2 separate regions of the Homo sapiens genome follow, and region 1 is linked to region 2. Evidence: read pairs that join two places in POLR2A ChIA-PET (ENCODE). Cell type or tissue: MCF 10A. All regions are shown on one strand.

Region 1 (2,500 bases), 150 kb after region 2:
ATATGTTTTCCAAGCTTTTGGAATTCTCTTCTTCGTTAGGAAAACTGATTATTCTTAATTTTGGTAGTTTAACATAATCCCAGACTTCTTGGAGACTTGGTTCATATTTTCTTATTCTTTGTGCTTTGTCTTTGTTGGATTGGGTTAATTCAAAGACCTTGTCTTCGCGTTCTGAATTTCTTTCTTCTACTTGTTCAATTCTATTGCTGAGACTTTCCAGAGCATTTAGCACTTCTAAAAGTGTTTCCAAATTTTCCTGAATGTTTAATTGTTTTTTCTTTAAGCTATCTACTTCCTTGAATATTTCTCCCTTTACTTTTGTATCTTTTTTTTGGATTTCCTCGCATTGGGCTTTGCCTTTCTCTGGTCCCTCCCTGATTAGCTCAATAACTAACCTACTGAATTCTTTTTCAAGTAAATCATGGATTTCTTCTTTGTTTGGATCCATTGCCGGTGAACTAGTATGATGATTTTTTGGGAGTGTTGAAGAGATTTGTTTTGTCATAGTACCAGCGTTGGTTTTCTGGTTCCTTCTCATTTGGGTAGGCTCTGTCAGAGGGAAGGTCTAGGGCTGAAGGCTGTCGTTCAGATTCTTTTGTCCCATGGGGTGTTCCCTTGATGTAGTACTCTCCTCCTTTTCCTATGGATATGGCTTCCTGTGAGCTTAACTTCAGTGATTATTGTCTCTCTTCTGCGTCTAACCACCCAGTGAGTCTATCCGGCTCTGGGCTAGTACTGGAGGATGTCTGCACAGAGTCCTGTGATGTGAACCGTCTCTTAGCCATGGATACCACTGCCTGTTCTGGTGGAGACAATGGTGAGGGGGTGGGAGGCAGTGTGCAATGGACTCCGTGAGGGTTCTTAGCTTTGGTGTTTTAATACTCTATTTTTGTGTTGGTTGGTCTCCTCCCAGGAGGTGGTGCTATCCAGAAAGCATCAGCTGTAGAAGTATAGAGAGGGACCAGCAGTGGGCAGGGCCCTAGAACTCCCATGAGTATATGCCCTTTGTCTTCTGCTACCAGGGTGTATAGGGAAGGACCATCAGGTGGGGGCAGAGCTATACATGTCTGAGCTCAGACTCTCCTTGGGCGGGTCTTGTTGTGGCTGCTGTGGGGGATGAGGATGACTCTCCCTGGTCACTGGAGCTGTGTACCTAGCAGGATTATGGCTGGCTCTGCTGAGTCATGCAGGTTGTCGGGAAGTGGGGGAAAGCTGGCAGCCACAGGCCTCACCCAGCTCCCATGCAAAATGAAGGGCAGTCTCACTCCCACTGTGCTCCCTCCGCAGACAGCCAAGAGTCTGTTTCCAGGCAGAGGGCACAATGGGGTTGAATACTTGCCCCGGGCTACCCACCTCCCAGCTGTGAGAGAAAAGGGCTTGGTTCTCCCCGCAACTTGTGGAGTCTGCACACCAGATTTGCACCCTCCCCCAAGTTCTGGCAAGGAAGCTTCTCTCCGCATTCAAATTGTTACAAAGTTCAGCCAGAGAGTTCCTTCTTCCTGTGTAGTTTTACCCCCTGATCCTCTGGTCACCCACCTGATGGGTCCCTGTGGTGCCAGGCAGGAATGGCCTGCCAGGGGACCCAGCGAGCTCCCAGGGCCTTTCTGCTGCTTCCTCTACCCCTTTATTTCACTTGGCTTTCTAAATTGGCTCAGCTCCAGGTAAGGTCAGAAACTTCTGCAAACAGACCTTCAGCTTCTCCAGTGGGGGTGTGTGTTCAGGAGAGGAGGGTCTCACTTTTCCACTTCTGTAGTTGGGTCCCTCACGGTATTTGGGATGTCTCTTGGGTCCTGTAGGAGCAGTCCACTTCCTTCAGAGGGTCTGCGGGTCCTCTCGGGATTGCTGGTTTGTTCTTGCAGTCAATCCGGAGCCAACATTTACAATGCGAGCTTTCGCAAGCTGCTCGGTCTGGAGCTGCAATCTAGTCCTGCCTCCCATCTGCCATGATGATCTCTCTCCTATCCTATTTAATTTAAAACAATCCTTTAACCCTCTAAACTAGGCAAAAATGTACATTCCCATGTCTTCTTATAATCTTTTACTAAAGGCACATTTCACTTTCTTCACACACCTGGCATGTAAAACTATTTTTTTAGAAGTCTCGAGTACAAGTTATACTGTTAACTCTTAGCAACTTTTGGTGAAAAACCTGGTCAGTAAGCAATTTTAATTATGTATTAGGATTGAGCCTAGGACATCAGACGGAAGTGCAGATAAGGTCTGACTCCTTCCAGCATAGCTAGGGGGCATGGCTAACCCCACACATCCCCAGGCCTTACCTAGCTGTAAAGCAGGCAAGTTGAACAATTTTCAAAAGTGAAAGCAGTTTACAACCTTAAAGCATTTAGTAAACCTAATATCTGACCTGCCTAATTTGGACCAAATGTCTATGTTTTACCAATGATCTTTAAAGCTGTTCTTATTTCCTAAAGATGATTAAAGTCACGTAAACTAAAAGGAATTATAGCTTTTAGTTTTCTTTCAAAATATTTAAGCACTT
Region 2 (2,500 bases):
TTTTGTCATTTAGAGATATAAACCGGGGCATATAAAAATGCAACTTGTATTCCTTTGTATATTTTTCCCTGTCTGACTTATAAATCTTGAGACCTTTATTGTAAAAGCATGTATCATCAGGTGAGAAATATAAATAGGAACTGGGGTCATTGAGCCTCAGGTAGGGAATATATCAACCCGATTTCTTCCTCTCTTTTCCCTTTTATAGGATAAATAATCCACCCTGTCTGCCTTTACATTGAATAGTGCAAAAAAGAATACGATTTCTGCAAACCTGCCCAGTGTTTTGGTGTGGAGCAATGATGCTTGTCCCTTTAATTCAAATGTCACTTTCCATTTGAAGGCCTTCGAGGCTGGCATGGTGAAAATTCTAGGCAGTGTTTCTTTGGAAACTCTTTGCGGTATCCATGGATACCCAATCTGCAGGAAGCAAGGTGCATGATCTTTTCAGAAGCAACACACATATGTATGTGTAATTGCTCTGTATCAAAAAGAAGAAAGAGGGTAAAGTCCATTACTGGATATATGGTTAGTAGGAAAACAACTCCATCTATTAGGATTGTGGAGTTTTTCCCTTGGCATGAAAACATACACACAAAATAACCCCAGATAAAGTTCAAGTATTTATAACCAGAAGGTGTTCTGTGGCCCTGCAGTTTTATTTTCAATGTTTTGTCTACCATAATTTTCATAAATAGCTAACAAAACAATTCACAGAGAGACTTTGGAAACTTCTACTGGGTTAGACTTTATAACTAGTCACTTAACCATTATCTCAGTTCATCATCTACCTACGAAATGGGAGTTTTCAGTTAGTCCTAAACCTTCCTTCCTGAGGAAATACATCTTTTAAAGAAAGAAAGAAAAAAATATAATAGTGTTATAAATAAAACATTTGATGATAAGAAAATAACAAAATGAAGATCAACAAAATAACAGCTCCTGAGCCTACCAGCAATGTCTATAAATGAGCATTATTACTTAAAAATGTTAGTCCTTAGAAGATACCTGCCATTTGCCTAGACTTTGTCTTCTGAATGACAACCCTATAATTACAATGCAGAGTAAATAATTATTCATGGTTTGAACTCAAGAAAAAAGAATTATTTGTTACTGTTTGTCAGATTCTAGCCCAAACTGAGGTCCAAAGGGAGTTGGTGGGCTGGTGGCAGGTAGCTGGAAAAACTTGAGGAATCGTAGGCAGTTTTGACATGGCGTTATTCTCTCTCTAGGCGCGAGCCATATGTACAGCATCAGCAGGGTAGTTAAACCTTTTAGAGACAATAATGGATCCCAGCCAAGCACAGGCTCATGTGAATGGTCACCTAATGTGCCTCACGTGGCATGGTTACATAATGTGTAGAGTTGTGTGCCTGCGTTCCAAACCCACTGAGTCATGCTGTGCCAGAAGGCTGCCTCAGCCTACTCCTGACTAAAATGCAGCCATTTCCCTTACACTCCATCCCCTAGGCTGAGAGGAGTCTTTCAGGTAGGGATACGTGCCCATAGGGTGGAGCCCTGAATCCATAACCCACAACACTACAGAGAGCAACAGCTCATTACCAGGATCCCAGCTATGCTACTTAGGACTGTAAGGGCCCAGCGTAGGCCACAGCCCAGAGATGCCCACCATCTCTGCAGGGGGTTGTCAGTAAGGCTCTCCACCACCTTAATCTCCCATGAGACCTCTTGCAGGGCTGCTGTTATGTTCTGCCAATTGTCAGGGATAAAGGTACAACATTGTGTTCCTAAAAGGGCACAGGTGCCTCCTTGTGCAGCAGGTTACTATGTCTAAGGCCATTCAGTTTTGCAATACCACCTTTCTCATCTGACCAGCCTCATCCATTAACAGGAGGAGGGCCACTTGGGTGTAATTCAGAGCCCGAGTGGTGTGCTCTGCAAGAGCAGTAACTTGTGCTTCTACAGTTGTGACACCCGCCGCAGGGATAGTCACTGTCAAGGGGTAGAACCACTGGGGAGCTCGTCGCACTCACAAAAAATGAGAGTGTAGCGCCTTCCAGTTATGCAGTGTCTGGGCAATGTGGAGAGAACAGTGGCCACCCCCAGTTCCAACATTCCGTCCAGTTCACTGGTAGGTAAGGCCACCCTGTGTGCCCACAGACCCATAAACTCCCAGGGGGCACAAAGTCCCTTGGGGCCCAAACTTGGGGGCTGCTTGTTCCAGCATACCTTCAGTATGGTGACATGTGTTATGTTTACACAGGCTGTGATGGGTACCTATCCCACAGTGGTGTTACCCCAGTGTTGCTCTATGCTCTGCGACACCTGGGCTGGGGGTACTACATGTTCCCCCGCTAGCCAGCCCCAGCCATCATAAATGCTATGGGCCAGCCACATGATGGGAGCACCATGGATCTTGCAGCGTCCTTTGTCCAAAGCTTGCTGCGTTGCATTCCAGATGTCAACCACGGGACCCCAAGTCTCCAGCCATGTCCAGTTCTCTGTAGACACTGAATGTATATGCCAAGGCAAGTCATCT

What was found. ChIA-PET counts read pairs that join two places held together with the same protein. Peaks named below come from ENCODE experiments on the same cell type or tissue, not always from the same donor. Only the 100,000 strongest peaks of a DNase experiment are listed, where the experiment ranks them.
Region 1: POLR2A ChIA-PET joins it to region 2 with 6 read pairs; 1 of 35 experiments calls an interaction of 5 or more read pairs at or near these places.

Annotation. Positions count from the first base shown.
Region 1 is chr6:125,123,046-125,125,545 of GRCh38, reverse strand. LOC124901394 (a long non-coding RNA gene) reads left to right here and starts at 1,495. Exons shown (of 2, transcript XR_007059735.1): 1 at 1,495-1,661. RefSeq lists an enhancer at 718-1,917. In MCF 10A, no CTCF peak of the experiment used is centred here; DNase peaks (open chromatin) are centred at 1,225 and 1,875.
Region 2 is chr6:125,273,070-125,275,569 of GRCh38, reverse strand. HDDC2 (HD domain containing 2) reads left to right here. Exons shown (of 6, transcript NM_016063.3): 6 at 1-220. LOC124901395 (a long non-coding RNA gene) reads right to left here. Exons shown (of 2, transcript XR_007059736.1): 2 at 1-2,500. Among named protein-coding and RNA genes, the nearest start is that of HDDC2, 28 kb to the left of the region's middle. In MCF 10A, no CTCF peak of the experiment used is centred here; a DNase peak (open chromatin) is centred at 1,349.